Linked DNA regions of Mus musculus: regions 1, 2, 3 and 4 are each linked to region 5. Evidence: chromatin loops called from intact Hi-C (ENCODE). Cell type or tissue: gastrocnemius. All regions are shown on one strand. Links, peaks and the distances in the headings refer to the core of each region. The heading gives the core; the rest is flanking DNA.

Region 1 (6,536 bases), core at 987-5,986, 150 kb after region 5:
AGTGATAGACAGATACATAAATTTTCAGATATCAGTTTATAGCTCATTGGGATATAGAGAAAAATGATGAAGCTGTGATTTCTAGAGAAAATAAGTGGGTGTTTTAAAACATGTAAAGAATGAAAAGGGAAAGAGCTTGCCAGATTTCCTCAGAATAATTCCTGTTTGAGATATCTAAAAGTTGGGGGGTGGGGGATTCAATGCAGTACTTATCACAATGTATGTAAATTTCAATAAAAATGTATGTAAGTGTCAACAAATGATTAGGTATGAATTATAGATGATTAAAAGCTATGGTCAAGTAATTTTCTGTTTCTCTCCATCCCTCTCTCTATTTCTCAAGGGTTCTACAATTCCAAATTCTTTTCATGGAAATTTGAAGTCTTTTCTAATTTCAAGACTTTTGTTAAAGAAACAGTTTTTGAAAGGCATTAAACCTTCAATAGTTTATTTAGGGGAGAGAGAGAGACAGAGACAGAGAGGTAGAGACAGAGAGAGAGACAGAGAGAGAGTGAACAGTGGGATGGTTGCCAGAAGAAAAGCAAGTCAGAAGAGAGATGAGGCTGTATCACAGACTTCCATGTTTCTGTTGCAATCCCTGTAGAAGTTATCTTCCTAGGATAGCTATGGATAGCTCAAGGTGAGGCTATGGTCCCTAAGGCCTTTCAGAGCCCAGACCCTCTCTGTCCAGCAATTCTTTCTTCTTAGCATCTGCATATGAGGAAAGAGACTATGGGTACATGTGTTCCCATTGACACCGTATACCCATATCTTTACAAAATTATTCTGCTCAAATCCAATTGTTGAAAATTAGTCAACAGGCCCAGCTAGACATAAGTGGTGTATGAGTAGGGAATACTGGGAATTGTAGTCTCTCGTGGAAACTTGGAGTCCTAAGATCCTCGGGTATGTGGCAACACACTCGTGAAAGGAAGCCAGAAAGTGATGCATGAACTGATCAGTAAAAGAAAGTCTAAATCAAGGAAAATTCAATATATATATATATATTTAGTGAGAACAAAGGTCTTAAATTTTAGAGAAGAGAATGCATTCAAAGAGTTGGTAAAGGGTTAACCATTGAAGCTTCAGGTTTAACAATGAGAAATGGCTGGGGAGATGACTCAATGGGTAAAGTTCATATGAATGAGGACCTCAGTTCATATCCACAACATCCACATGAAAAGCTGAATGTGACAACGTGTGGGGAGGCCAAGGCAGGAAGATCACTGGACCTCAATGTCAGCCAGCCCAGCTTAATCTGTGGTGGGTTGGCTTGATGATGCTTGTATTCTAATGCTAATACTGGTTCCTCCCGAGCCTGCTTGTAAAACCAAGTGACACTACTCGGCCTTGCCCCAGGTTATTTCTGATTGGTGAATAAAGATGTCAACAGCTAATAGCTCAGCAGAAGAGACATAGGTGTGGTTTAGGGTTCCCAGGCTTATAGTAGTAGGAGAACCACTAGGGGAGAAGTCAGTGACTGCATGGAGAAGAAGCCACTATGGGTTAGGTGAGTCATGAAAACGGCTGGCCAATTGGAGTTAAGAGCAGTCCAGATGAAATGTTGTAAGTAATAACGCAGGGTTATGGATAGGAAAGTAGATTCTAACAGCATAGAAGGTAGATATGTGCCCAGCTATTATGCTGTTTAAGGCTTACTACAAATAATAAAAGTTGTGTATCTTTTATCTGGGAACTGAATGATTAGGAGGAGGGGAGGGGTAGAAATCCTGGGATGGGATTAAAACTTCAACAACACTAATCAGTAAACTCAGCAAGCTCTAGGCCAGTGAGAGACCCTGCCTCAAAATATACGATGGAGAACAGTTGAGGAAGACACCTGCCATGGACTCATAGCTTCTGTGTGTGCGCACATGTGTGTGCCTGCCCACACGCAAATGCACATACACCTGTGTGTACACCACACACAAAAACTAATCAACTAATTAATTGGTTAAAAGAATAAAAATGAAAAATGTTTCCAGAAAAGGTAGGAACATGGAACAGAAACCCAGATGGGAATTTGAATTTCCAGCCAGTGACCAACACAGCAAACTGTCCCTTAGAGGTTCATGTGCCTCCCGATCAGTCAAGCTTCCCAAACCCTCTGCTTGCCTGTAGCGAGCCATTTGGAATGTGAGCAAAGTTTCTGTAAAGGGCCACGATGAACAGAAGCAGCAGACACATCTCCTTTGCCATCTTTTTCTGTCTGGCAGCAACTGTAAAGATGGAGAGGAAGATGGACCAGGCTAGTAGAGGGAACGGGGCCTCTTAATGAAAACAAGTAAAACTACCTTGGTCTGCAGGACTGACAATGTACAGTGGTGCTGTGAGCCTCTGAGATTCCTAGGTGAATCTGCTTCGGCAACTCCCTTTATGAACATGTTTAAAAGTGAGGGGAGGTCTTTGCTTCGGGAAGCAGAGGAAATTCTAGAATGAGAACCATGGCCTCTTTTCACTCCTCCTTGCAACAAATAAGAAACCTAGTACAGACAATTACAACTCTCCACGCCTCTTTAGACAGTCATCGTGGCAAAGGTAAGAGGGATTCCCCTTTTTTCCAGACTCAAAACTTCAGCTTCAGATCCCAGACTTTTAGAGGGTCTATTGATTTTCTTGGAGACTTCTGTCTATCATCTTCCTAAGCATTTTGTTCTCTATAAAACCATGAGCAGATAGGAAGAGGACGGCGTATTCTAACTTGAGACAGAGATGTGTAAAGCTACAGGATCAGATGAGCAGGTGAAAGCTTCATCGTAGAGAAGCAAGTTGGTTGCTGCCATAAGAGAGGATTGTCCTATCTCTGCTCTCTCGGTTTGTTATGAAGGAAAGGTCTTCAGTTTGGTTAATACATCAATGGGTTTTAGGTGAGCAAACATTGGATCGAAGTTTGGTTTGAATATGGGAACTGGGAAGATCCAAAGGTCCCAGAGAGGTTCATGAGATGGGAGAAAGTAGGGTGACCACAGGTATTGTGGTTGTTAACAACCATAAAGTTCAGGGTTAAACTCTCCAGTCATTTTTCTTCTCCAAATTTTCGGTGGAGATTTTCAGATCAAAAGTACTTTAATGAGATATTTTCCCCCCAAGGAAAGGCTTATATTACAGAGAGAATCAAATTGACAAACTGGAATAGGGTAGTTTATACAGGTGGGAACAGGCTTACAGAAGACTGATTCAGCTGGATCTCTGGGTCATCCAGGACCAATTACAAAGCATCTATGTGCTTAAGGGCAATGTTTTTAAACACAGCGGGTGCACACAACCTCATGGAGTAACAGACAACGGTAAAATAGGGCTAACGAATAGATGGAAAAGCAAAGCAGGCAGTGTGGCCGTGCCTGGAGGCTCCTCCGTGGGTGGGTGGATGGGCGCATATATGGATGTATGGGTAGCACAGAAAGTGTTGAAGCAGAGACTTTTTTTTTTCCAGAAATTTACAGTCACCTGGGGTAGGGGACAACTGGAGGCAGTTTGGTGCCAATCTCCACGTATATTTGTTTCTTGGGTCTCCCAGCAGCTAGGAAGGGTAAGTAGAGGATATGGATCGTGAAGTTTGAAGACCTGCCCTTCTTTCTCCCATTCCCTGCAAAATGATATAACGTCACCCTTCAGTGGACAGCAGACACTGTTTGAGCCCTTTATGGGCTACCAGTAAATGCTTGCCCCAGCGAAGGATTGAGCCAAGGTTGCCCAGAGAGAGCGAGGTCGTGGACTCTGCTCCTCTTGGGTCCCTTCGGGAAGTACTGATTGATCAGTTTCTGAGGCTTGTCTAGAAGTAGAACAGCTACCTGCAAGCTGAATAAGCCCCTAGCTGTCATAAGGAAGGATGTTCTTCACCCTCCTCCAAAGGACAGACTTCTCCACGCCATTCTCATTCCGGGTTGGCATGACCTTGTCCTTTCTGGCAACACAAGGGCTCACGTGTGCTGGAAAACCCCTTTGCTCAGCTGCCAGCAGGCGGCGAGGACTGAAAAGGAGGAGCGCCACCTAGTGTCATTTCCAAGCAGTACCAAAGACATCCAGACTAACCCTCTTCAGAAGGAAGGGCAGTGTTGGAACAAATTCACTTTTGCCTTCGCACAATAAAAAATACTGCCCCTATTCCCCACCCCACCCCCCCCTCCAAAAAAATCCCAGAAAATATACAAAGCTGCTGATATGTGGGGGAAATGGCACGATGTGACTGACTGGAACCAGGAATCAAGGAGGAACAAGTTGTCTGAAGACCTTGACTATTCATTGATGCTGAAAAGAGCCCATCATGAGTCGGCTCAGATAGAAACCCCGAAAGGCACGTACACTGAGCCCAGTTCATGTGCATACACTGAGCCCCGTTTCTGTACAGCTTCTGGGCATTTGTTTTCATAACTGATCAGTCACATAGGATGTTCATACATTGAACGTTAGTATATAATGTCAAACCATGGGCAAAGGGAAATGCAGACTGCGCCTTGTAATTCTGCTAGTAAGAAGGCTGAAGCTAGAAAACTCCAGGTTGATCCTTCCTTGGTGCTAACGCAAGTTCAAGGCCAGTCTGGGTAACCTAGTGAAATCCTTCTCAAAATAAAAGGTAAAAGGGGGATGGAGCTGTGACCCAGTGTAGCACATAGCCCTGCACGCATAAGTCCAATCTCCGAGGAGAGGCAGAGGTGGGGGGAGGGGAGAGAGAGGGAGAGAGAGTCGTGATATAGTGTAGTGAGTGTAGTATGTGTGGTGTGTGTGTGTGGTATGTGATAATGTGGTGTGTATCTGGTATGTGATATATGTATGTTGTGTTTGTGTGTGTGTGTGTCGTATGTAGTGTGTATGTTGTGGTTTGTGTGTGGGTGTGATATGTGGTTTGTATATATGGGATGTATGTGTGTGTGGTGATAAAGTATGTGTGTGTGTGGTATGTGCAGTGTGTGGTATGTAGCATGGGGTGTGTGTATGTAGTCTGTATGTGTGTATCTGTGGTATGTGGCACGTGTGTGGTGTGTATGTATATGTGGTATGTATTTGTGTGTGTGTGTGTGTATGGTGCCTGCGTGTGTGTGTGTCTGTGGTGATACAATGTGTGTGTAGTGTTGTAAGTATGTGATATGTAGCATGTGATGTGTGTATGTGGTATGTGGTATCTGTATGCTGGGTATATGTGTATGTGTGGTATGTAGTGTGTTTATGTTGTGTTTACGTGTATGTGATATATGTTGTGTATGTGTGGTGTGTTTGTATAATATGTATATGTGTTTGTGTGTGTGGTATGTATGTGTTGCATGTGTGTGGTATGTGGGGTCTGTACGGGGGGTGTAGTTGTGTATGTGTTAGAGTGAGCAACACATAAGTTCCCTTTGTCCCTCTCTTCTGAGACAGAGACTTGGTATTGTTACCTGTGTTTTTGGAGTTTCTTGCTTATGGTACTGATACTCCTTGGTGGCTTGGGTGACTCTCCCTCATGTCTGATTGTCACGTGTTCCCATGTGTTCCATGTGGCCATTCTCCCTTTTTGCTTATTTAATATCTGTCTTTTTCTTAATGATTGTTCTGGTTCCTGACACGCTCTAGCTAAGAGACCTTCATCGATATGTTTTCATGGGATCACCCCCTCTCCTGGCTTCCTATTTCTATCTCTCAGTGTGTATCTGGATGAATACGGGCTCTTAATTTTAATGGAATCTTTCTAGATTTATCTCTGAGTATTTGACAATTTATGATCCTATACATTTCATTTTCTTTTTTAAAGAGAGAAATTTTAGACTAGTTTTAGGTTGACAGGAAAACTGACAGGAGGAACAGAGGTTTCTTTCACATCCCCCTTCCTGTCCATACGCACAATGCCACACTACCAACACCCCTGGAGAGTGCAGTACTTGCTGTCATTAATAGGCTTGTGTTGACACATCATTATAATCCCAAATCTGTCATTTACACTCCTTCTTGGTGTGCTACATTCTAAGTTTTGGAAAATGTAATGGCAGGCATTCTGCATGGGAGAATATTTTAAATAAATATAATTTAAGTAAATATATTTAAAACACAGAGTATTTTCTCTGTACTGAAATTTTGTGTTTCATCTGTTCGTATACCTTCCCTCCTGCCTATTGTCTCCATAGCTGGGCCTGTTCCAGAATGCCACACAGTGAGGTGCAAACCTGGCCTGTTTCATACAGCACTGTGTGTCTAAGCTCCTCTACATATTTCCTTGGCTTGTTAACTCATTCCTGTCTAGTGCTGAATATCCCATCCCCTGGATGAACTAACTTGTCTTAGCTAGAGTTATTATTGCTGGGATGAAATATCAATTAATGTGGGAAGGAAAGGACTTATTTTTCTCACAGTTCCACAGAACAGTTCATTATCAAAAGCAGTGAGGACAGGAAGTCACACAGGGCAAGAATTTGGATGTAGTAACTGATATCAGCAGAGGCCATGGAGGGCTGCTGCTTACTGGCTTGCTTCCCATGTTGCTCAGTCTACTTTATTATACAACCTAGGACCACCAGCCAGTAGGTCACCCTACCCACAATGGGTTGGGCTCTCTCCCATGAATCACT
Region 2 (6,536 bases), core at 648-5,647, 130 kb before region 5:
TTACCTTGCATCCTAGGAGAAACAGTCTGGCTGATATCATGCTATTCATCTCCTACAACATACTTTAAAAACTTTCATATTTTTCATTTACAAACTCTCCCCAAATGTAACATGCATGATAAATACAAGCTATTGTCCTATACGTGTGACTATAAATGAGAGACATGTCTATTACTTCCAGAGGAAAATGAAAACCAAATTTAAGCAGAAATGTTACTGCCAGTCACAAAACTCTACACTAGTGATATCTGTCTTATACAGATACTTCCCTTTGCTAATTCTTTCCAGTCTAAAAAAAATAAAAAAAACCACAAAACCTGTTTACTACTTCTAGCACCTAATTTGTGAACTGAACTATATGTACAGGTGTGTTTCAAATATACTTATTGCCACTAGGTGTCAGCAGTGTTCTATGGTTAAAAAAAAAGTTTCAATTCATTTGGCTTCAAATGTTGATTTTTTTTTAAAAGATGCATATTTGTGTTTTTGTCATGCATATATACATACTGCATGTGTGACTGGTGTCCTTGGAGTCCAGAAGAGGGCATTGGAGCCCCCAGGACTGTAGCTACACAGCTGTAAGCTGCTGCAGGGTGGGTGCTGGGAACAGAACCTCAGTCATGGCTATTATGCACTAAGACATTTTTCCAGCCCTTCAGCAGATGCATGTTTTTTTCAACCCTAGCATCTTACGTATCTAGAAGCAGCAAAAACTTAAGATTTGTCTGTTTTAAAGTTATCTTGTTTTGTGTGATTTGTTTCTGAAACAAACCACACCTCAGACACCCACAGCATTAAATGATAGCTCACTGTAGGCTCTTGTGATTTCACACTATAGAACTGTTCTAGGTGCTAACTTTGCCAAATGAGGCAGTTATACAGGTTAGTACATGTATGTATTTGTGTGTCGGTGAGATGTCAGAGTAAACATCAATGTCAAAGGTTCTCTATGGAATATGACAGTTCCTTATGCCATATTGAAACCAGAACTTTTATTATCAAGTCTGGAAACTGGTACCAGAGTTTGTGGGCCAAGTTCTTAAACTGCGAGTAGTTTCCTACTTTTCAAACTGATATCTCGTTCTTTGGAAGTATTTCAGCAAATGGAACATGTACTCTAAAACTTTGGCCTATCCCTCTTCTTCAGAAATGTTCCTGGCAAAAAATAAAACAATGTGATCTTTTTTTCCTTCCTTTCTTTTCTTTTCTAATGATGAGCAGAGAATTGATTTCAAATCTCAGCAAACATCAAAGGAAAGATCTCCAAGTAAAGACTAATTAGACACAAAGATAACTAAGTGACTGGCACAGACTAACAACCATCTATCCCACAGCATCGTAACGCGTTGGACTGAGGCACCTTTTCATTTTTAGGTTTACCAAAGCTGTCATAATTTAGAGTAGTCAGATGAGGCTGCATATGCACCACTCTAAAGTAGACAGGCTGAAAGCAGTGCCACCTTTCAGTGCTGAGCAGTTCACAAAAACCACCTTAATAGCCATTATGAACCAATTTTCAATTTAAACCATTAAAGAAACCCTAGTTGTAATATGACATGCAACTTTTAAGGAGAAAAAAAAAAGCCTACTCACCTCTCCCGGCCCTGCCAACAGCAACGTTGTATGTTGGCTCCCCACCTTGACTCTTTGTCCGGATGTCCATTGTGCAGTCACCATCAACGTATAGGCTATCTCTGATCACAGAACACTTCTTTGCTCCAAGAGTCAAACCGTTGGTAAAGAAACCTTCCCGGTCTTTTCCTACAATCATATCTATTTCTACTGGCTGGCCACCCAAAACAAAGAAGAAAAAAATTACAGTTAATCAGAATCTGATACAACAAACTGTGTGCTACCGTAGAATCAAGATAGCTGTTTTTATTATTACCTATTCCTTCGTGGTTACATGATTTACACATTAGTTTGCTTTTGCAGCGAACAGTGAGGCCTGCTAACTAAAAGCCAGTGTGTATCAACCATACAGAGAGTTTCCCTAAATAGTTGGCAGTTGACACTAGGTGCAAACTGAAAACGAGTTATTTATAAACTATCTCAAGTCAGGTGCTACTTGAGGTGCTTATGTAATTGTAAAGATTCAGGTATAAGCTCTTGTATACAACAGCTTGACTATCATATTTTGCCACATTAGTCATGTTGCATCAAATTTAAAGTTGGGTAAAGTCGATCCAGATGGGCCTGCTTACATCTCTGTTTCAAGCAGCTTGAAATGTCCCTGGTAGTATGAACCTCAGTTACCACAGACTGTGGGACATCTCCAAATTCATATTTCCCTCCTACTTTTCTAGCCACCACTCTTTTCTCTCCAACTTGCCTTGCCCTTCCATTCAATAACCTGCTTTCCTTCTGGACAAATGCAGAGTGATTCTGTCTACAGCACTGCGGTAGCAACAGCAAAATCAGAGAGAAAATGGAGGGGCATTGGTAAAGAAAGTGAGGTAGCCACCAGAACCGGAAAAGAGAATCTGTTCATTCTAACGTTCCATGAATAAGAAGGAAGGCGTCGCCCCCATCAGAACTGCAGAGTCATAGCAGGCCCCAGCCATTTCCAAGCATACTCCCGCAATATTCTTAAGCCAGACAGCGGGAACTCACACACAAAGACAAGACTGCAGAAAAAAAAGTTAATCACCAAATGTCAATTCGCTATAGGAACTGTGGCCTCCCACATGGGGACAGGAGATCTTAAAGCACTCCTGTCACAGACTGAATCCACACTAATTTGTTAAACCACATTAAGTAGTAAAATGCTGAGCACCTGTGATATGGGACTTGAATTCTGTTATGTGGTAGGGGAGGGAGTGGGAGTGGGGAGCAAAGAAATTAAGAGAATGGTCCTGTACTTGATACTGGTGTCAAAATCTTAAAGAGCATTGCATAGAAACAAGCATAACAATAAGCAGTGTTGGAGACTGGTTGACGAATATTCTCCAAATGTGTGGCAACCCAGTCAAAAGCCATCAAGTCACATGAAAAGGAGGCACCGTGAAGCATAAATCGGTATTAGTTCTTTTACTACCATCACTAAAGAGGGAGTGACTTGGAGAAGTGTTATCCCCCTCCAGCGACTCCCCAGATTTTTTTAAATCACCCTTAAACCATCCCCTTTTTAGAGCTATGTTGCGTAACTGGGGATAACAGTATATCGATGAATCTCTATAGGTGGAGAAGAGAAATCAATGGCAGTTCGCCATCTTGGAGGAAAAAAAAAAAAAACTATAGAACCACAAGCTGAAGTAGATTCACCATTCCACCTACGTGGTCCGCGTACCTTTCTCTCCAGCCTAGGCGGCCTGGACACCCGCAAGCCTACGCAAAGTCACTCCATTAATTCCCGGGATCCGGCCACTGCCGCCTCCCACATTCCGCGCTCACAACCGAACCAGATCCAGGGCCAGCCTGCCGCCCAGATTCCCCCCGCCCACACCCGGGGACCCGCACTGCAGCCCGCAGGGCTCCCCGAACGCCGAGGGCCTCCCGGGGAGGCGTCCCCTCCTCCACCCTGGCAGCCGCAAGCCGGGGCGCCGCCGGGGCGAAGAGTCCGGCCGCCCCGCCCCCGCGCGGCCTCGGGCAGCATCCCCAGGCTCAGCTGCCCGCAACCGGGCTCCGGCTGCATCCCCTTCCTCGCGGGCGGGCGAGGAAGCCGGCGGTACCCTTCCCTTCAGCCCTAGCCGCATCCCTTCCTCGCGGGCGGGCGTCCCCTTCTCAGAGGCCCGCCGCACACCTGCCGGCTTGGCGCCCCCGGGCCTCACCGTGATGCTCTGGAAGACGCCCCCGGCCGTGGCTGCCCAGACGTATTTGGCGTCGCAGTAGCCGACAATGGCGGCCTCCTGGCAGCAGCCATCGCACATCAGGTTATCCACGTAGCTCTGCCAACCGGCCATCTTCGAGCCCTTCGCACTGCAGCGGGGACGGCAGGAGCAGAGGCGCAGCAGCGGCAGCGGCGGCGGCGGCGGCGGCGGCGGTGGAGGCGGGGCGGGGGCGGGGAGGAGGCGGCTCTGCGCAGGCACCGACCGCCCCTCTCCGGGGAACTGCGGCGGGCGGTGACAGGACCCGCAGCGGGGAGCGCCGGGCGGCCGCGGCCGCGGGGCTCAGGAGCCGGCGGCGGAGCGACGCTGGCAGCGGGGCTGGTGACGGCCGTCTCACACCGCCGCAGCTCCCTCGGCTCTCCGCGGCCGGCGGGATGTGCGCGCGCGTGCGTGCGATCCTTCCGCAGCGCAGCCGGCGAGGGTCCCCGGGAGGGCGGGGGAGCCGAGGCGGGGGCGCGGAGGGATACCGCCGGGGACAATCACGGCCCACACGTGCGGGAGGCGAGTGGGCGTGCGGCTGGGGCGCGGCGGCGGAGGCCTCACCACCGGCTAGGAGGCGAAGCAGCTTGAGTGGGCGCCGTGGGGTGCCGGAGCTCTGGGCGCCCAGCGGCCACGCTCACCTCTCAAGCGCCCGCTCGGGGACGCGGTATTGACAGCATCGGTGTCGGGTGGCAGGGTTGCCCTGGTGACGGGATGCGGAGGGTTTACCCTTTGTAGTGGGAGCGGCCAGTGCGGATGGCCCACACTTGGGGAGGTGTCTCTTAGAAGACCTTGGCCAGCTGCGCCTGCACGCTCCTGAAATCAGAGCAGCTCTATGCTCTTTGTTGCCTCCTTTGAGTACAAGGAACTTCAGGTTCAGTGGAGCTTTTGCCCTGAACCCAGTGCTGCTCATCATGAGTGTGGCTCAGTCGTCCAGAAATTCTAAACAAAACAGACCCTATGTGCACCTGGTAACTGCAAAAGTTAGTGTGCGTTAAATACATCCATGAAATACAAAGAATAATCAAGCTAGAAAAGGAGTCATTGAACTAGACCAGTGGTTCTCAAACTTCCTAATGTGACCCCGTGATACAGTTACTCATGCTGTGCTGACCCCCAACCTTAAATTATTTTGTTTCTATTTCATAACTGACATTCTGTTAGTTATGAATCATACTGTAAATATCTGATGTGGAGGATATCTGATATGTGACCCCAAAGGGTTTGAGGCCCACAGGTTGAGACCCACTGTACTAGATGGTGAAAATAGTTCAGAATCTAGATCTGAGGAAGACTTGTATAAGACAGGGTGGGAAGTGGTTTAAGGGTCTCTGAACATTCACCTACATCTTTATTAATTTTATGTGCTGGGTCTAGACCCAGCATCAGATGTTCCCCAGTGATGACTAGTTTAAATGGATGACAAACTTGACCTGCCTATTAAGGGAAAGAAAGCTCCAATAGATTGCAAGCTGTTGTCAATTTTAAAGTTGTGGGGTACACTGACAATTTTATAATAGCATCACTGAACTTTTGCTTATTTATTTATTGGACTTTAAAAAATAAAACTAATGTCCTAGTGTTCTGATCGCTGTGAAGAGACACCATGACCACAGCAACTCTTTTTTTTTCCATTTTTATTAGGTATTTACCTCATTTACATTTCCAATGCTATACCAAAAGTCCCCCATACCCACCCACCCCCCACTCCCCTACCCACCCACTCCCCCTTTTTGGCCCTGGCGTTCCCCTGTAGACCACAGCAACTCTTACAAAGAAAAAAAAATTAAAAGGGACTGGCTTACAGTTTTAGAGGTTTAGTCCATTATCATCATGCTTGGGAGTATACAAGCTGACATGATACAGAGGCATCGCTGAGAGTTCCACATCTAGATCCCAAAGCAACAAGAAGAGTCCTGGTCCTGAATTTGAACTTTTGAAACCTCAAACCCCACCCACAATGACATACTTCCTCCAACAAGGCCACACCTCCCAATCCTTCCTGTGTAGTGTCATTGATGACTAAGCATTCAAATGTATGAGCCTTTGGGGACCATTCTCATTCAAACTACCACAGGTAGGACTAAGACCATGGAAACTAGAGGAGGGCCAACAACAGAGTAGTCAGCTGTCAAGTTGGGACAGTATTTGTCCTCCTGTTTGGAAGATAGAGAATTCTGCTCCTTATACAGGAATCTGTCCACTTCTGCCTTTGTGTCCTCATCTGATTTAATCTCCCTTACTCTTTCCTATTTATCATTCTGCCTGTTTGTCACAATCATTTTAATTCTTAACTTTTATTATCACCTTAAAAAAATAAAGATGGGGTGGAGAAATGGTTCAGTAGTTGGGACTGGGTGCTCTTCTACCAGGTCCCGGGTTCAGTTCTCAGCATCTATATGGCAGCTCACAACTGTCTGTAACTCCAGTTCCAGGGGATCCATAGCACCAAGTATGCAGGTGGTATACATATATATGCATGCAGGCAAAATACCAAGATGCATAAAATATTTTTTTTAATTAAAGATGGGGCAGGGGGTGTAGTGTCACATATCTTTAATCCCAGCACTAGGAAGGCAGGCTCAAAAGGAACTCTTCAATTTGAGGTCATGTCTTAGTCAGGGTTTCTATTCCTGCACAAACATCATGACCAAGAAGCAAGTTGGGAAGGAAAGGATTTATTCAGCTTACACTTCCACACTGCTGTTCATCACCAAGGAAGTCAGGACT
Region 3 (6,536 bases), core at 1,085-6,084, 140 kb after region 5:
CAGGAACTCAGAGCAAGGCATGGCCTGAAAACCAGTTTTACAGAATAGGAAAGAACTTAGAGCTGAGCACAGTCTAATCAAGTATGCTCCCCTACTTCACGACCCATCAGACTTTATCAGCTGTGGCCTTGCCTGGCCTGTAACTACCTACATAGACCAAAATGGCCCTCAAACTTGAGGTGCTCCTGTGTCTGTCTTCAGAGTGCTAAGATTACGTTCATCAACAAGTTGGCTAAACTATCTGAAGATCATTCATATCCTTTCAAAAAATTGAATAATAGGAAACAAGGGTAGGAAAGAGTCTGAAAAGGCCACTAGAGGTGGTGTTTGCGCCTAATGAACGTCACGTTAAAGAGCATCCTTTGCTAGGGATAGACTGAAGTTTTTGTTCAGAGAGTCGTACCAGTCAACAAGAAAAAGAAAATACCAAATTACAATAAAAGAGGAAACAACCACTCACAAGTTGCCCAGCGATCTGTAGAGTTGAGGTTCAACAGAATTTTCATCTTCAGTCTACAAAGCAAACAGACAGATGAGTTATCTCCTAAACAAACTCAGGTATTTTGCAATATACCCTGTGAGGCAACAACTGAAGACAGAGCCAAGGAGGACATCTTTATTCCTGACTCAAGACCACACTCGTGCTGACCACTGAAGCATTAGCTGCAGGCATGGTATAAATAGGCCCCTGGAAGGCCTGGACTAGTCTAGTGGTCTCTGAATATGTTCTCCGTCTCAGCTCTCTCTACTCCACTATTACCCTACAGCAGAAAATTTTCTGAAATTAAATATGCTTAACTGATATATAAAAACCTAAAAATTATCCATACAAATGGAATGCTGTTTGATACTTTCACACATGTGTTCATTGTACACATGTACAGAGTCTAAGTCAGTTTAAACATACCAGAGAAGGGGGCTTTGCTGTATAGCCCAGGCTGGTCTTGAACCCTCAGTTCTCTTTTCTCAGCTTCCAGAGTGCCAGGATGGCAACATGAGCCACCATGTGTTGCTCCTCAACATTTTTTATATAAAGAAAGCACTCACCTCAGACTCTGCCAACAAGCGTTCTATTCTTAACTTCTAGGAGACAGGATTCTTAGATTCTAATCTTAACATACAGACAACTATGTCAAACGATCTTTCCTCATTGATTTAGCCATGATCTCTTAGCTCAAATCATCTGATCACATTTTAAATGGCAGGGATGTTGGAGATCATCTAGGCTAGCCTCCACACATCAGCAATCCAGGGAGCCCCAGATGCTATCACAAGTCATTGCTGACTTCGCCAAAGCAAAAATACTCATGTTTCCCAGGACACTAGCAACTGGCTGCCAAGCCATTAAGGCAAAAAGGACCAAGCTAAGCCAAAGCTTGATGGTGGCTGGAATAGGACACAGTATGGCTTCTATATAAGAAGGGATCATTTGTTGTGATGGAAACAGTACTAGTTTGGCATTAAATATGTGAACTTGTGCAAGTTATTAATCCCTCTGGAATCTCCGTGACTGTATTTAATAATCAACAGTAAGCACTTAACTAGACTTTTAGTACTTAACATGAACTATATTCATAGATTGAAACATCAATAATATCTATAAAAGTCTCCATTTTTTCTTATAAGATAACTCAAGCATAAAAAGGTACTTGTCCAAGGCCACACAATTGAATCCAATCAAAATCTAGAGAGTGAGCTTTGTAAATTAAGGGTTGAATAGACAGACACTAGAGGCCCTTTCCAGTTCTGCTATTAATTTGCTTTCCTGATGGCCTGGGATAATCAGGCTGTTGTGTGTTGTGCAGAAGATGAGATAACACAGGTTAGGTGTTCAGCACAGCATAGATGGCTCAGTAGATATCAGCTATTAGTATTGTTCAACACTTGTACTATTACCATTTCATGGAACAAACCCCTTCTGTCCTCTCTCCCACAGCTGCCTGAGTATACAGTTATTCCAACTGAACTGATTAATAAACTCAGACAACAGGTCAATTCAGTCATAAAAACAAGCAAGCCTGAACCGGCGCTGGGGCGAATTGCCTAGTTAGTCTTCAATGCTGTGGAGCTTTTAACAGTGATGGAATGCTATGTATTTGTGCCATCCAGTACAGGAGTTACTTAAATCGTGTGCCCATAGAACTATTAAAATATCCCCGAGACAAGGGACTGAATGTTTAACTTTTAAATTTTTACTTAATTATAAAAACTTTTAGTGGCTCTCATTGGATAAGTTCAGCTAGATCTGTCTGGCAGCTGGGAACTCTTGAAGGGCAGACACGAAAGAAATAATCCAAGGCTTTCTAGGTTCCTTGCACCTGCTAAGCAGGAATGTGTGATGGGGAAGGAGAAAGAACTCTTTCTTCGTCAGTGTGTTGCCAATTCATTTTGATTTTTCATGATTGTTTAAGAAAATTATTGGAGGTCCAGACTCAGTTAGACACACCTGTAATTGCAGTACTAGGGGGATTAAGGCATACAGATTTGAGGCAAGCTTATATAGTAAGGCTTTGTCTCAGAAACATCAAACTATTTAAAAGAATGAATACCTATAATTAATGGCATTATATCTTTCAAATCCTCAATTTTAGTAAGAACAGGGATTAAAATACGCTTTTAAGTCAGAGCTTGAATATTCAATTAGGAAAAAAAAACAGTCAATTCAGATGAAGAAAACATGACCTATTTGGAGGGGCTGTCTCATATAGTACCCAAACTGGTAACTAATATAAATCCTATGCATATCCTCACATCCTCAGAATACAGGTAGGACTGACTGGGCCTGGATCAAGAGAAGAAGGACCGTCAGTAAAGAGGTATCAGTTTCACCTTCAGCTTCTTCTGCAATGATTTACTTGCCAATAAATACAAATATATATGTATACATAAACAAAAATATATTTGTATTTCTGTAAATACAAATAATATAAATGCAGTATACAAATGTATACATTTATACAAATACATTTACATTATATACTATACAAAATACATCGATAAAAATATAAATACATTTATACACACATAAAATATTTTGAGCAACTAAGAAGTCCCCAACTTTTCTTTCCCACCCCCATAAGAGCTGGTTGGGTGAATACTTCAGTGGCTGTCCAAATTTACACAAAATGAGATTGAAACCTAATGAGGCTTGCTTTTGTTAAACCAATTGTTAAATGATAGTAATTAATGGGGCTTTAACACAGAGAAGGCTTTGTTTGGATTGCAATGTTAAAAGCCGCCATGAAGAATACGGGGGCCTTCTGCACAGAGCATTCAGTTTTTGCTGCCTTGGAATCGTGCTGACCAGTGTTTGAGCAGTAAATGCTAACACAGTGGCTGCCCTGGCACATGCCCTGCTCCATCACTGTCCTGTTGAGTTAGCCTCAGAGAAGGTCTTCCATCAGGACGGTGATTTCTCGGGCTGTGTGCAAACAGACATCAGGCCATCTGCCCCCCTCGACTTCCACCCAAACACAGCTGTTGGGCTCTATCCCAGCTTCTGCCATCTGGAGCTGAACAAAGGTCCTCTCCTCATCCTCCTCCTGCCTCCAAAGGGACACTGGGGGATCTTTTACCCGCTGTGGGCCTCAGTGAGTAAAGGAAAATGGAAGCAGAAAGATCCAGTTACCCATGGCAGGCAGCTCCTTCCACTGTCGCTGTCAGAGTTAGTGAAAACCTTCAATCATTCTCTAAGTCAGACCTAGACTAGACTTCCTGGACTCAAGAATGGGGACTAGTCTGTGGCCTCCAGCACCCTTTAGAGTGGAACAGACATCTACATAGCCAAGTCTTCTGCAAAGAGATGCTCAACCCAGACAGAGAGGTTGGAGAAGTCTCTGATGGGCCTACCATCTGAAAACAAATCTGCATTTGGTTACAACGAATCCTATGCAGAGAGACTGGCCCATACAAGGCATGAGAGAATGTGGGAAGGAGAGAAGCTAGACAGAGAGCCAGGCAGTATTGAGGCTCTACACAAAGGGAGGCACAGGCAGAGCAGGGTAGGAACCTCTTGTGGGAGGGTCCTAGTCTCCTTGAAGGGAGTTGAAGCAACAAAACCAATTAGGAGGAAGATGTTGGAAGTTCCTGGGAAGAAACATACTTTCTACTGACTCTTCTGCCAGGCTGATTAATTGATTAGCTCTTCAGTGGTTGTGGAGAGGTTGTAATTTTTGCCTCCAGTGCTGCATTAGAACCTATCTTAGGCTATCTATATAGCCCCTTAACAGCCATGCCTTCTATACCTCCTTGCCTGACCTAACGTTCTGTGACTCAAACATTAAAAACTTTTTAGTGCAGTAACAAACAGGCAACCAGTTTCTATGAACCCAATGGCTAAGATGTCATCAACTAGTATGTGAGGCCTATGCCAGAGAAACACACACTCACACACTTTGCTGTAAACCACCTACCTGATATTCCATTAATGCATTTGAAAAGTATCTTGATTTATGAATTTGTGTTCTGTTACTAGGAAGTTTCTTTAAACTGTTACCATATTGGATTGTGGAATTTGGGGTAATAGGTATCTAAATTCCCAGGCCATATTTCACTCAGATTAACCACCTCTTCTCACCCTTTAAGGTGAGAGCTGTGGCTTCCTGTCTACAGCAGTCGGAAATCTATAGGATCAATCGTGCTGGCTGAAAAGAAGCAATGGAGGAGACAGCCAAATATGTCATCTCCACTTGGAATTAGTCTCACATTTAATAATATAAAAGAGGAGATTTTTGACCATCCATTTGTTGTTAAGTTGATATTGCTAGGTGGAAGTGATAATCAGCGAGTTAAGCGCTTGCCACATAAGCATGTGCGCTGTGCTTCATCTCCAGAACCCACACACTGCGGCAGCTTGCAATCCCAGTGCTAGGGAAGCTGGGACAGATGGATCCCTGGAGCTTGCTGGCAGCCAGGCAGCCTACTTGATGAGCTGAAGAACATCGAAAGACCATCTGTCCTAGTTAGGGTTTCTATCGCTGAGATAGAACATATGACCAGAGAAACCAGGAAAGGGTTTAATCTCAGCTTACATGCTCTGATTGTGGTCCGCCATGAATGAGAGTTTGAAGACAAATTCAAAGCAGGTACCTAGAGATAGGAAGAGACGCAGAGGCTGTGGAGTTCTACTTACTGACCTTCTCCTCATTGTTTGCTCATATACAACCCTGGATCACCTGTTCAAGGGGAGGGCACCACCCACAGTGGCCTGTCCCCCACTCCCCCCATCAATCATTGAGCAAAAACATTCCCCACAGGCTTACACATAGGCCAATCTGGAGGGAGCATTCTTTCAATGAAAGTTCCCTCTTCTCAGGACTCTAGCTTGTGTCAAGCTAACAGAAAGAAACTAACCAAGACACCCTTTCTCAAAAACAGGACAGAGAGCTTTTAAAGAATGCCCAAGGTTGTCCTCTAGCCTCTACATTTATACACACATATACAGACACACAAATTGGACCTGCCTTTCAGCCTCAGCCCATTGATTCCAAAGGCACCAATCCTGTAAGGCCCTTTGTCACTTCTTGGTCTTGGCCTAAGATCAGGTAAACCATGGTATATTCATGTATGGGGAAAAACATGAAAAATAATCAAATAAGGAATTTCACAAGTATTACTGTTCTAGGTTATTGATATAAAATGTTGCTGCTTCTGCCCAATCTAATCTACTCTTCCTTGTTCCTACTGTGGTTTCTGAAAGCCCCAGTGCTATGCTCCTGGATATCCTTCCACCTTACCTGCCTGCTGGCCGTGGTCCTTGAGTTGCATTTTGCATTCAGAGAGCCTCCAGCACAACCTGCCCTCTATGAACCCTCAGACCTTTGCTGAACCAGAAGAGTCAGTCATGTGGCTTCCCCTTGCATGCCTGAAAATTACTGTCTGAAGATGTGACAGCATTTCTTTCATGGTCTGGTTGTGTTGTCGATTGGTTGTAATGCTATTTGTTTTAATTCGGCTCCCAAAGTCACACATGAGAATTCACACATCTGAGTGTGAGCCACTGAGTGTCCCTGTCCCCAGGTGGCTCTAATTGGTAAATAAAGTTGCCAGTGGCCAATGGCTGGACAGGGAGACAAAGGAGGGAGTTTAGATTTCCTGGGCAAAGAACCATGGGAAGACAACAGTTTAGAATTGCCATGCCAGAGAAACAATAGGATACACCCATGAGAGCTGGGGAAGACAGAGAACCAGCCATGTAAGAATAGGGGGAAAGCAGTCCCCTAATTGAATCTGGAGCAGCAGAGATGAAACACAAATTTTAGTAAGAAATAATTCAGGAATGTCAGAGGGGAGAGTGTGTTAGCCCCAGGAAGGTTTGGAAGTGTCCAACCATTGAACTGCTTAGAGCATATTAAAAATAAGCTAGTGTGTGTGTGTGTGTGTGTGTGTGTGTGTGTGTGTGTGTCTTTCATTTGCAAATCCAGAGCATTTTGGCGGGTGGTGAGAATGCACATGCATCTGCCAGGGAGTTTAAAGTGGGTTGTACTTTTTTTTTCTTAAAGGAGCTGTTTTCCACCTCACCTCTCCAAAGCTCTTAG
Region 4 (6,536 bases), core at 527-5,526, 57 kb before region 5:
GCTCCCCTACCCAGCCACTCCTGCTTCTTGGCCCTGGCATTCCCCTGAACTGGGGCATATAACGTTTGCAATACCAAGGGGCCTCTCTCCCCAGTGATGGCCGACTAGGCCATCTTCTGCTACATATACAGCTAGAGATACGAGCTCTGGGGGTACTGGTTAGTTCATATTGTTGTTCCACCTATAGGGTTGCAGACCCCTTCATCTCCTTGGGTGCTTTCTCTAGCTTCTCCATTGTGGGCCCTGTGTTCCGTCTTATAGATGACTGTGAGCATCCACTTCTGTATTTGCCAGGCACTGGCATAGCCTCATATAAGACAGCTATAACAGGGTCCCTTCAGCAAAATCTTTCTGGCATATGCAATAGTGTTTGGGTTTGGTGGCTGATTATGGGATAGATCCCCGTGTGGGGTAGTCTCTGGATAGTCCATCCTTTCATCTTATCTCCAAACTTTGTCTCTGTAACTCCTTTCATGGTTTTGTTCCCTATTCTAAGGAGGAATGAAGTATCCACCCATTGATTTTCCCTCTTCTTGATTTTCTTGTGTTTTACAAATTGAATCTTGGGTGTTCTATGTTTCTGGGATAATATCCACTTATCAGTGAGTGCATATCTAATGACTTCTTTTGTGATTGGGTTACCTCACTAAGGATGATATTCTCCAGGTACATCCATTTGTCCAAGATTTCATAAATCCATTGTTTTTAATAGCTGAGTAGTACTCCATTGTGTAAATGTACCACATTTTCTGTATCCATTCTTCTGTTGAGGGACATCTGGGTTCTTTCCAGCTTCTGGCTATTATAAATAAGGCTGCTGTTCATTGCACTTCCTGTATCTTCTATCCCGACCCTCTCATTAATCTCTCCTTTAAGAACTAGGCAAAGTATATTGATGATGCCCCTATGCATAACAGATCCTCTGTACTGCAGCACATATATTGTGAAAATAGAGGTTGGGTATGGGGGGTGGTAGCAATGGAGATAAAATGCATGTTTTGTTCTCACAGTTGGATGTTTACATAAACATTTATGAGCACACATATTTTCCAATTTGAGTTCTGTGCTTGGGAATAAGGCCAATGACTTCTGTGGGAAATTTCAAGCTCCAGGTCTCTTCCCAGACATCATAACCTCTCAGTTGGTCTGGGTGCACATAAAATGCAATGTCACTGGAATGGCTTATGAAGATGCCTAAGCTAGAGACCTGCCTGGGAGGAGCTTGTGGCACCTGGCAAAAGAGAGTTTGCTAAAAGAGGCGAAATCATGGGCTCAAAGATTGTGTGGTGAACACTTGCTGAAGATATTTTCAGATTCACTACTGAAGGCATCTTAACTAGAAACATCAAAAGATAGGAGAACCAATACATGTAGCCAAGGGAACAAAAGACAATGTTGCAAAAACAGTGCAAAGTCAGTACAAACGGATTAACGGATTAATGTCTTCAGTACCACAAAGGCTTGATCTTTGGGCTCTTTCTTTCCTTTTTTAGATAGGGTCTCATTACATCATCCAGATTGGCCTGGAACTCACTCTGTAGTCCAACCTAGCCTCAAATGTGCAACAAAACCTGTCACCGTCTAAGTGCTGAGTTCTCGTGTGTGTGTGTGTGTGTGTGTACATGTATTTATGTGTGTGTTCACATGTGTGTATGCTCCTGAGTATGTGTATGGTTATGTGTGTTTGTGCACTGGAATGTGTGTATGTGTGTTCCTGTGGATGTGTATGAGTGTTTGTGCAAACATGTGCACTATGTGTGTGGATGTGGATGTGTTTATATGTGCTCTCACATGTATGTATATTCCTGAGTATGTGTGTGTATGTGTGTTTGTGCACTTGAATGTGTATATGTTCCTGAGTGTGTGTTACTGTGTGTGTGTGTGTGCACGCGCGTGCGCGTGCATGTGTTTATGTGTGTACTCACATGGGTTTATGTTCCTGAGTATTTGTGTATACACTCAAATATGTGTATGTTCCTGTATGTGTGTATGACTGTACATATGTGCATTATGTGTGTATGTGCATGTGTTTATGTGTGCACTCACATGTGTGTATATTCTTGAGTATGTGTGTATATATGTGTATTTGTGCCCTCGAATGTGTGTGTATTTCTGAGTATGTCTTCCTGTGTGTGTATCTGTGTGTGTGTGTGTATGTATGTATGTGTATCCAGCTAAAGTGAGCAAATACAGGTTGAGGATGGACTTCAGTGCAATCCGATTTCTTCTCCTTCTTCCCCACCCTCTCTCTCTTGGTTGCTTTTTTGTTTACATATTGTTTGAGACAGGATCTCATGTAGCCCAGGCTGACTAGAACTTACTGCTATGTAGCTGAGAGTGACCCTGAACTCTTGATCTCTCTGTCTCCATCTCCAAAGACTGGGGTCACAGAATTATGCAGTGGTGCCCTAAAATCTGAAACAGTCACTGAGCTGTGATGTGGCAGTTATCTTCATGCATGCTGCCTCGAGACCCTGGCTCTCATGCTTTGCCAATTGGCCTGATGCTCCTGGAACTTGAACCTCATGTCGGCTCATTATAGCACTGAATCCTGTTTTATGGTTGCTGGCATGTCTAGCAGAGACAAAGGGAGACCTGGACATGTTATAATTTAATGGGTTGGATGCATCATTGTTCTTGGGGAAACAGAGCCAATACAAAACAGAATTAAAAAAAAATTCTGGTATTTTCTGTAAAGCTGGGTATTTAACTAGAGCGTTCTATGGTTTGATCTGGTGTCTAGATACAATGTTGGCAAAAGGTAAGCCAGTAGCTAGGAGGAGTTGCTCTTTTTAAATTAACCTCACAATGTAATCCTCTAAAGATGTATCCGTAGTAGTACGACTAGGTATATTCCAGGCAGTTGATGTTACTGCACTGTCCCACTGTTCTTCCTTCTGGTAGCTGGCATGTGTATAAAGCTGGAGCTATGATTTGATGAGCCAAATTCTCCTCCCTGGCTCCCTTTGTTTTGTCACAATTAGGCTGCACGTGCAGAATGGTTTTCGTGCATAATTGCTCCCACAAGAGAGTAATTGCACCCTAAAGTGGCTGGTTGCACCAGTGGCAGGAGCAATTAGCAACCAAAATGCAACTAATTGCAGCCATCTGAATTGTGGGCTTCAGAGAGGACATCCAGAAGCCCAAGTCAAGATCTGGCCTGTCCTTCTGCCCCTCACAGTCTATTTGTAATCTGAAATCAATATTGGAATCTTGGGACCCACCTGGGCTTTCTACTTTTGTAAAGACCCCCTGGAAATACTCTGAATTATAGGACCAATGTAGGGGGAAAAACCCAGACTGATTTGAACATATCAGCTCATTTATCAACTAAAAAATACAGTAACTTGGAGTGACATTATATTCTGTAAAGGGCTGGAATGGGGAGGTGAGGCAGGCAATTGAATAAATGTATTTTTATTACGTGCCTGATTCAAGCCTTCCCACCAAATTTGGATAAAACAGGGCTGCAGAAATGGTAATAATGTGATTTATTTATTCTTTTAATTGACTGGGCCACTCATCATGTAATCAAAAGAACTCTAACTGCACATTTTTCCTGTTTCCAGCTGGGGGAGGCAAGTTGAACCTGTGTCTACAGCTTTGCATGGGCTGTCTGCACCCCCCTCTTCCCTTTTCCATCCACATAGCACAGTCGTGGTTTGGAGCTCTGCTGCTCTGAGTAGCAATAGTGAGCTCAGAACTTGTGCTTATGATTTGAAAATAAGATACTCTCTTTTTTTCCTGTGGGTGGGGAAGGAGACTGTCTCCCTGCTGGTAAAGCCTTACAGAGCTGTGAGTGAATAGCTTCTTTGTCCTTTACTTTCTTATCTTCACTCTAAGTAGAATTCTAGATGTTTGTTGGATGGTGATGAAGTTAAAGGTCAAGGGTATGGCTGACATGAGCTCAGCACTGCCGGTCGAAATCAAAGTGATCTCTTCAAGCACTGATGTGCACGGGCAGAGCTTCCTCCTTTAGACGCTTCTTCCCATTCGCATCTTAAGGTGTATAAGTACCCTTCTACACACAGTCCTTCAAAGGGATCCCTGTTATAGTTCCATAGTGTTCCAAAGGAACCTACATGTGCCCGAGGTTTACAGGAAAGTTCTGAGGTCCCAACTTCGGTGGTACTGGCTGACAGAGCAATGTTGTCCCAAGAGAGACAAGGAAGGGAAAGAATTACATAGCAAAGCTTTGTACAGGAAAGAGCACACAAGCTCCAACTGACTAGCAGCCCACAGAGGCCAATTTCTCCAAGACAATGAAGGAAATAAGTTGTAAGAATATCTACATTGCTAAGCATTCATGTATTAGCAAAGCTTCTTCCCTGGGGGGTAGTCCCTAAAGGAACTAGTGCTAATCCATCCAGAGAATGTGGAGGGAATAGAAGACCTAAAGTATGCCTCTCCTCTAGAAATATCTCACTTTTGTTTTGTCTGCAGGGGAGCAGTAGAAATTGGATTACTTTGGAGGGAGAAGTAAGGTGTGGGAAGTGAAAGAAAAACAGTTTGGAGAAATTACTGAGACACCTGTGGGCAGAATGTATTTAAAAACCAAAGGTTGGCTCAGCAGTGCAGCTCTCCAGTCCAATGCTCTAAGTGTGAACACCTCCCTCCTCTACCCAAGGCTGGACAAGAAGTGGGCCTTCCATCTCTCTTACTATTTGCACTATCTGGGATGTTGCTCCATCATCCAGCTAACATAATTCTTTTATAACTGTAGACAGCCCTTGTCTATAAAATTTACCCAGCAGATTAAAGGCTTTCAGTGGTCAAGAATGACTAAGGGTGAGGGGTTATGAAGCAATTTTGCTGCAACTGACAGAACTATAAAGAGATTTGTATAAGCATATTTAAGAGGGCTGTTCAGATGTAGTGACATCAGCTCAGATATAGTGACACCGGCTCACATGTGGTCAGGCTAACTATTTGGATTGGGAAACTGGAGAAGCTAAGGTCACTCTAAGCACTTGTAAATCTCTTTGTGGGAGAAATGGCTGTACATGTGTCCCTGACCTAAAAGAAACCCTATGACTGGAATTTCCTGGATATGAGTTGCATTTAAATGAGGCATTGATGATTTATTATATGGACAGTAGATCCTATCCTCAGTGACTCCATGACAGTGGCTTAGAGAAGGGAAATCCATAGCTGCGGACTGTTGCAGAGTACCATGTTTCTTGATGTAAAATGTAATTTAATCAGGGAATAAATATTTTAATTGCTGAACTTGGGTTTTGAATTCAAATATTGGGAGACAAAGTTTATTAGCTAAAAGAAAATCAAATTCAAATTAAAACATGATTGACATGCAAATCTAAATCAGAAGGCAGACTTTAGAGATGGGAGTAGCAAATTAGAAATGTAATTTGTTGAGAGTTCTGGGTAGAGTAGAGGGCTAGGTTATGAGATGACAATTTCCCAATGAGACAGGAGTTCTGGGTCAGCGGGGTGTCAGGAGTACCATTTCAGGATGTCATTGTCTTTTGTTCTCAAATAAGGAACACTTATGAAATTGTTCTCTGCACAGGGCCTATGCTAATCTTCTTGATGTTATTCTAGTTTTAGGATTTGTGTTGCCCAAGTCACCACAAATCTGATGCTGATGCTGTTTTACATTTATTAGTATTATTAATTATTATCATTATTTGTGTGTGTGCATGTGTGTGTGTGTGTGTGTGTGTGTGTGTGTGTGTGTGTGTGTAAATTAGAAGACAACCTGTGGGACTCAGTTGTCTACCGTGTGGATCCTAAGGATTGAACTCAGGCTATCAAGTTTGGCAGCAGGCATTATCAGCTCTATTGGTCACTTAGCTCTATTGATTTCCTGACTGTTCTGATTTTTGAGACAGGGTCACATATAGTGCTGGTTATGAACACAGGCTTTAGGTAAGAACTCTCTCAAATAAGCTACACCTAGCCCTTGAAGGTCTCTCTCCATTTCATCAGATTGGTGTGTTGTCCCTTTTGTCAAGCAACAGCACTTCGTCATTGGAGACCCAAAAAAAGAGGAGATTGGTGATTAGATGAGGCCAAAGAAGAGAAGCTCTATTTTTAGAGTTTTATGTTTCTCCTTGGTGTCCTTTTAACTCTTGCTTTGCTCTCAGAGAGGAATAGGTAGTCTTTGGCTTTACCTGGCCAAATTCTTTATTTTTGATTTCTCTTAGAACTCATCGATAAAGCTATCCTTGGGTAAGTTCATGCAGGTATAGCAGCCTCTCCCAAGGCTGGTGGGACAGGTAACTGTTCTTTGAGCCCTGCAGGGCATTCTGAAATGCCCTTGCTGCATGCAGTTTTAAAGTCTCTAGTATTTAAGAATTCCCTGTGTGTCTTCTTTCTCTTTTCCTTTTCCTTCTTCTCCATGTCATCAAAAAGATGGACATGTTTGCTAGGGCAAACCCGGCTAGGGTGAGGGGCTGGGGAGTGGCTGTGCTGTTAAAGGCAGAGGCCTCATTAGTGAAGGCTGGCAAGAATGTACATTCACTGAAAAACTACATCACATGGACAATGCACAAGAGAACCGATTTGGGGACACT
Region 5 (6,536 bases), core at 784-5,783:
TGGAAAAAAGTTTTCAACAACAGAGAATTAAAGTATAAAATAAAAATAAATGTCAACTAAATGAGTACAAGCCATAACAGCATATCATCTAGTTAGCCACAAGTCAATGCATGTAAATGAGATTTAGTGTGGAATGTTTTCCCTGCTTGCCATGAAGGGCAGGAGGTGAAATCACACGTGTGCGGGGATTTGCAGAGAGGGGAGGGTCATAAGCAGACAGCACACATCTTTTAAGGAGGCACAGTGAGACAGGAGGGTCTGCACCAAAGATACCCACATGTTCTCCCAAAACGAATTATTTCCTACTAAATAAAATTGCTCAAATTGCTCTCTTGGTTCAAGTGAATGTCTTGCAGAAGTCAGCCAGGAAGTAGGCTGGGTGGTTCACATTGAGGCTTGTCTCTCTGCCAGCATCTCTAAACTGAGCCCAACTCTATTCAATGCCAGTTGTATGTCCAGCATCTCATAGCTGAAGAAGCCACAATAAGAGTTGTTCTAGTGTGTCTTCTGCTTCTGAACAAGCTTCACTCCAATGTAACCGTGGCTATTCAAAATCAGGAATAAGATGCTCTGTTCAGATGAATTTCCACATCCTTCTGGTTAGTAATCCCTATGCTATCTCTCTCTCCATAGAGTTCAGTGCCTATCTACAGGGCTCTCTCCAGGGTGCAACTAACCCCTAGCCACATACACCTACCTTCTTTCTATAAACATATTCAGGTCAGCCAGGCACTAGAGCATGGACCTGGGTGTTTCTCTCTTCAGGGAATTTCTCTCTCACATCCACAGGTCCTGGCCAGGGTCATCTTTCAGAGAGGATTCCACCCACTGGGCAGAGCAAGTTGCAACACCAGGGGCCTCCTTTGCCTTGTGCCATTTTCTTTATGCGCCTTTTTTTGTCCCCCTCTGAAAATGTCTTTTCATGCTCTGATTTTGTTTCCATATCTTCGTATCTTGTTTGCCTGCCTGCCTCCAGGCAGTGCGTCAATCCAGACAGAACAGGAATTTAGCTGTGGTTCAAACAGTGCTGCCATTGCTTGTAACAGTACCTGGGATCTGGGTGGTGGTGGTCAGTAGCTAGATTTTGAAGTACCAGGCTAAAATAATGATCAAATGGGGTTGAAACGACATGATCCATGGGAGTTTAAAGTCACAGAAGAGTCTGAGGTTCAAGGGTTGGAAGTAAACTCATTTTTACCTCATCTCTGAGTCTCCAAGAAACATCTGGTTTGTGTATGTGTTTAATTATAATGTACCTCATTACAAAAGAATTTGACTGCATTATTTTCAAAGATATGTTTGTATCTCTCTGAATCCATGAAGAAATATGTAAATATATTATAATAGGCATTTTAAAGAAAACAGAGGGAAGAAAATGAGCATTGCAGACTTCACATGAAATGGCGGCGGGGGTGGGGGTGGGGCGAGATTGATAGTTACTGTTACAAAGTTTTGTCTTTCTAGAACTAGGCACCAAATTTAACTTTGAACTTCTTAAGGGGCCAGTGATAGCTATTAAAATCTTCAAAAAAGAAAAGAAAGGAAAGGTATAGAAGCTGTCCTTGTTGCATTTCTGTTCCCTGTGAGCCATGTGTAACACTTACAGCATTAAGTTCAGGTTATTAGTAACTGAGTTTTACAGATCATATATATTGAAAGGGGTTACACAGCTCTATAGATTCATATGCTACTCACACAACCTGGAAAACGTTGTAGCCCCTCCTGAAGGAAGGACAGCCATGTTCCTGAATAGCACAACTTCTAACCTCACTTGGAAATAGGTACCTGGCTTTAATTTTCAGGCTCCCTTAATAATATTGAGGTTCACTTTCTTATGCGACTTTCTCAGCCCTCTTTGGTAAAATCCCTCAACAGATTAAGCCTGTTTACACATGCTTTCCAATGCTGTTTGTGTGTGTGTGTGTGTGTGTGCACGTGCACATGTGTGCACATGCTGGTGGGTATCCTGTCCCTCTTCCTCCCTTCTTGCTCACACACACACACTCAGGCACACACTCTGAAGGCAGTATATATCAGAGTTGAAAGCACTGACCTTGGAATACTGAGCTGCTTAGTAGCAGTGTGCCTCACTTTCTTGTTTTGCCCACCTGGGTGACGATGGGAATTAAATGCATTCGGAGTGCTTGGCACACGGCATGTGGCATTTGAGGCTCACAGGTATGTGAGCATTAGTGACTTTTATAATTAAGGACCATTCCCCTTTAATATGCATCTTACATCCTTGCTATACGGTTTATTTATTCCAGCTCTCTGTCTCTGTCTCTGTCTCTGTCTCTGTCTCTGTCTCTGTCTCTGTCTCTGTCTCTGTCTCTGGGCATGCCTGGAATTTCCTTCTGCTTTTCTAGTTTTTGCTTTGTCTAGTCTTGTTTTGAGACAGGGTCTTCCTATTAGCCTGGCCAAGCTGGCTTGGTACTTGGATTCTCCTGCCTCAGACCCCTGGGAGCTAGGATCATGATATACCAAACGTGCTTTCAGCCCTTCAGTTCTTGCAGAATGTCTCCTCATCCTTAACAACGAATCCTAGACATTCCCTCCCATAGAAAGCCTTTCTTAATCTTTGTTTTGTTTTGTTTTCACTTGATATGTCTGAATGCTTTGCCTATGCGCACCACATGAGTGCCCCGTGCTTAAAGAGGTCAGAAGAGAGTATCTGGTTTCTTGGACTGGAATTAAAGATAGCTGAGAGCTGCCATGTAGGCGCTGGAAACCAACACCTGGGTCCTCCACAAGAGCCATAAGTATTTTTAACTGCAGAGTCATCCCTCTAGCCCCAGAAGACTCTTTCTTAGTGAACTCACTGGCACTCCCCTGTGGACGCTCACAGTAACCTTTTGATGGCTTGTTTTGTTTTGTTGAGACAGGGTCTCACTTTGTAGTCCAGGCTGACCTCAACTTTGTGGCAATCTTATCTCCCCAAGTGCTGGGATGACAGACACAAGCCACCATGTCTGTCTCTTTCCACCGAAGCAGAATGCTTGGGAGGTGATATCTGTTTACTTGCCTGTCTCCATAATGGACTGTAGGAGAATGACCAAACTAAACCTTGTGACTCTAGTAGCTCTTGTTGGCTTGCTATACAGTGTTGTTCAGGTCAGTGGTTATTGAGCAGAGCACTGATAGTACGCAGAATGGGCAGCTAACAAAGTAACAGACTCATGGATTTCCCAGTATCATCCTGACCTGGCCAGGGCTGAACAGAACTACTGAAGTTGAGGATTTATTGCTTAAATGAATTCAGATGGAACCTATCATGGCTGAAGGCGAAGACGAAGTCTTACTTCTTTTTCAGCAAGCACGTCAGGTACATAGTGTAAAGTGTTGGCTCACTTCCTTTACTGGATTTCAGCCCCATTTCTGTATTAACTGTGAGACTTAAGGCAAATTGGTATGTGTTCTAGGGACTCAGGGTTTCCATCTGGGAATAGACATTATGTACTTGACTTGTGTGTCCATCACATTTCCTGTTATAATTAGGCCTGATGATGTACATGGGTGTACTTTTGAATAGCACATTAGCCAGCCCTCTGCAGATGCAGGACTAGATTATTTGGGGGAGAAATGGAAAGTGAGTGGCTACAATGGCTGTAGGGTAAATTGGAAATTTAAAATCAAGATTCATCTGCCGAACACTCTGTACATTTACCCTTTTCAATCACACCATTTCCTTTAATGTTAAAAGATGGTTTCTGTAGAGTTTTTATACATGCCCTGCTTTACAACAGCAGTGTCTGCAGATCCTAGGCCCAGGGTATTCTGACAGAGAATGTTCAGTATTTCTAGGAAGGAGGCTGACTTCATAATTACCTCAAAGGAGCAGTGAGTCAGAGGTGAATGCTAAGGACAAAGGCCAACTTACTAATCCTAAACACAGGTCTGTGTGGTGATGGCTGTTTTTACAGGGCTGCTGAGCCAAGGAAACCTGCATATGTTCCAGTTTGCCATCGAGAGAAGCTTACAAACCAGTCCTTCAACATTGCTTTGCTGCTTTCTGATTTCACTGCGATGATAACATTATGAAACCGCAGCCCTTCCATCAGAAGTCAGAACATGTCTGTGAATAACTAACAGACTACATACAAGTTTCCCAGCTAATTTTCAATGCCAAGTGTGGGTTGGTTTTTGTATATAAATTGCCAGTGTGCCTTTTCCCTTCCAGTGGGAGCTTTGCAAAGGGAACATTACTGCTGTGATGAATAACAGTCTCTCCAGAGAAACTGGTGTGACGCAGGCATTTCATCCTACTGAGAGGAACACCACGCCTGCCACCAACTGATGGTAGGTCTCCTGCTATTAAATAAATATATACATATGTCAATTGGCTCCTTCCAAGTTCTAGGTCTTAGAGAAATAAAGGTTGTTTGTTTTTTTTTTTTTTTAAGAATCTTTTTTTTATTTTACTGCTTTTTAAAAAAGGTTTAAAATTTATTTTTATTAAATTTTCCCCCTTGTTTCTTATTACTTATTAGAACATCCTTTAACTCCTTCTATACATCATAATAAATGGCCATGTTCCGCCATTTATTGTGCCCCCAACCTGCCATGAGAAGCTGACACCCTGCAACCAGGAACCAAACTAAGTCTTCTAAGTTGTTTCAGTCAAGAATTTTGTGATAGTAATACAAAAGCCTAAGGCTCATATTCCAAATACACTTTAAGCATTCCTATGCATCAAAAAGAAAAAGGAGATCTTGTTTATAATGTGGGAGAATGGTTTGAACAGACAAAATAATGTGTAAATGAGCAATAAAAAAAGGTACCTAGTACCTTAGCCATCAGAAAGATGCAAATGGAACCCACAATGATGTATCAATATATACTCACCAAATGGCCAAGATAAAATAAGCCAGCAAAGGAAAAACCAAGCTCGGTAATGAAACAAACAAACAAACAAACAAACAAACAGCTATCGATGTCAGGAGCTGGCAGGCTGTGGGACAGCTTTCTGGCTTCCCACCACTGTTCTCACATGAAGCAGCCCTTCTTTCTTCCACTGAAGGATTCTCATGCATTGATTCATATCCCGTTTTACTGGCATTAATGGTCTTTGATCATTTTCTAGGAAAGAATAGGTAAGGCCTAAATACCTGAGGATTTTTAATTTAGTGGCATTTCTCCCACTCTTTTCTAGCCCCTAGTATTGCCTCTGAGGAAGATGGACCTATTTTAATTCCTGTTCTGCACACTGTGAACTTGAAAGACGTGGTCATATGTAAGACTTTCTCCCCCCTCCCCCTAGCTCCCACCCCCACCCACCACTTCACTATAATGAACTTCTCAGGCCCAGTAGCTCTGAAAACTTCCTGTATAACTCTCTGGAAACTTCCTGTATAATTTCCTTCATCTCCTCATCCCCCATCCTTTGTTTTTCCTTCCTAGCTTCCCATTGGAATTTGGGGTCATTTCTTATCTTCTTGTTTAATTTTAATTTCTTATTTCATATCTCTACTTGTAGGAGATTTCCTTTGACTCTATTATTTCACCCCTAATTTTTAATATCCATTTTCAGTTTAAAGAAAAGTATGATATTTTAGCTTCCAGTATTATAATTTTAATTTGCATGAGCAGATTCCTTGTTGTTTGATTTTTGTCCTTGTTCCTATTTGATTTATTTAATGACCACAATCACTTTTCTTTTTTATTCCCAGAGACTCTGAATTCTGGTAGCTTTGATGTTTCCCTCTTCTCTTTTCATTATAATCATTGGTCCACCTAAATCCCTTTTGCCTGCATATTCATTTGGGGGTCACTTGCTTTCACACTGGAAGATTTTTGTTTTTAGTATTGATGATCCTTGAACTGTGTTTATATTTTAGTGAGAAGAATTAAAGTGTGCGAACCTCTCAGTGTGCGTACAGAACATCTTCTGGTGGTTGAGAAGTTGAGAACACAGCCCTCAGTCAAGAAGCTTCTTGGTTTATAATAAAGTAAGAACACAGCTAGTTCTGAGAACCCAACAGATCTGCTGTCCAAGCCTTGGACCTCGTGTCTCCTGGACCACCTTAAGAAATGTAACGTAGAGATGAGTGTGCTATGTGAACTTTCTAATGGGCTCCTTTCCTTCTTTGTTTTAACTACTGGACAAAATCACACTGTTAAAAGCATAAGGCTGCTCCAGAGTTCTGTATGTTGTTGGGATATTTTTTTCTTTTTCACATCATGGTTTTCTTCTCATGAGTAATTAAAACTGCAGCAAGTCTATAACATGAATCTGAGAATAATATCCCTCGAGGTTGAAGACCCAAAATTCTTCAAAATATAATACCTTTCAAATTTTACTCCATTTAGGCACTTAAGGAAAATGGCACTTGTAGACACTATCAAAGCCTTTTGATTCACCTTCAAGCACAGTGTTTGCCATTAAATTGTTTGTCATCATAGCCCCATTAAGTCATCAGCCTTAGTTTAGTTTTGCTTTTTCCTTCCTCTCCTATTTTCTCGTCATTATTTATCGGTGACCCCAATTCTTAAAGTCAGCTTTGGTCTTTGTTGTTTCCAAGATTGCTGTCTGATTTATT

Evidence for each region. Peaks named below come from ENCODE experiments on the same cell type or tissue, not always from the same donor. Only the 100,000 strongest peaks of a DNase experiment are listed, where the experiment ranks them.
Region 1: it touches region 5 in a loop (3-fold over the local background); 3 of 42 quality-filtered maps call a loop at or near these places.
Region 2: it touches region 5 in a loop (10-fold over the local background); 4 of 42 quality-filtered maps call a loop at or near these places.
Region 3: a loop joins it to region 5, with 3 times the contacts of the local background. A loop is called at or near these places in 3 of 42 quality-filtered maps.
Region 4: a loop joins it to region 5, with 3 times the contacts of the local background. A loop is called at or near these places in 2 of 42 quality-filtered maps.

What each region holds. Positions count from the first base shown.
Region 1 is chr3:58,118,931-58,125,466 of GRCm38, forward strand. It overlaps Gm40056 (a long non-coding RNA gene), which reads left to right. Exons shown (of 6, transcript XR_003954487.1): 4 at 3,434-3,529. Among named protein-coding and RNA genes, the nearest start is that of Gm40056, 33 kb to the left of the region's middle. In gastrocnemius, for the core only: a CTCF peak has its summit at 3,973 (motif pointing left); DNase peaks (open chromatin) are centred at 3,957 and 5,846; H3K4me3 peaks cover 417 bases; H3K27ac peaks cover 490 bases.
Region 2 is chr3:57,843,581-57,850,116 of GRCm38, forward strand. It overlaps Pfn2 (profilin 2), which reads right to left and starts at 4,177. Exons shown (of 3, transcript NM_019410.3): 1 at 3,771-4,177; 2 at 1,594-1,786. The coding sequence starts at 3,902. In gastrocnemius, for the core only: a CTCF peak has its summit at 2,553; DNase peaks (open chromatin) are centred at 2,565, 3,495, 3,920 and 4,278; H3K4me3 peaks cover 4,336 bases; H3K27ac peaks cover 4,733 bases.
Region 3 is chr3:58,109,258-58,115,793 of GRCm38, forward strand. The region is part of intron 2 of Gm40056 (a long non-coding RNA gene); the gene reads left to right. Among named protein-coding and RNA genes, the nearest start is that of Gm40056, 23 kb to the left of the region's middle. In gastrocnemius, for the core only: no CTCF peak of the experiment used is centred there; DNase peaks (open chromatin) are centred at 3,394 and 4,922.
Region 4 is chr3:57,916,596-57,923,131 of GRCm38, forward strand. No RefSeq gene overlaps it. Among named protein-coding and RNA genes, the nearest start is that of Gm32753, 30 kb to the right of the region's middle. In gastrocnemius, for the core only: no CTCF peak of the experiment used is centred there; DNase peaks (open chromatin) are centred at 2,472 and 2,962; H3K27ac peaks cover 1,409 bases.
Region 5 is chr3:57,972,852-57,979,387 of GRCm38, forward strand. Gm32753 (a long non-coding RNA gene) reads left to right here. Exons shown (of 4, transcript XR_867305.3): 2 at 4,178-4,296; 3 at 5,150-5,230; 4 at 5,835-5,979. The region is part of intron 2 of Gm40055 (a long non-coding RNA gene); the gene reads right to left. Among named protein-coding and RNA genes, the nearest start is that of Gm32753, 26 kb to the left of the region's middle. In gastrocnemius, for the core only: a CTCF peak has its summit at 2,827; no DNase peak of the experiment used is centred there; H3K4me3 peaks cover 426 bases; H3K27ac peaks cover 3,594 bases.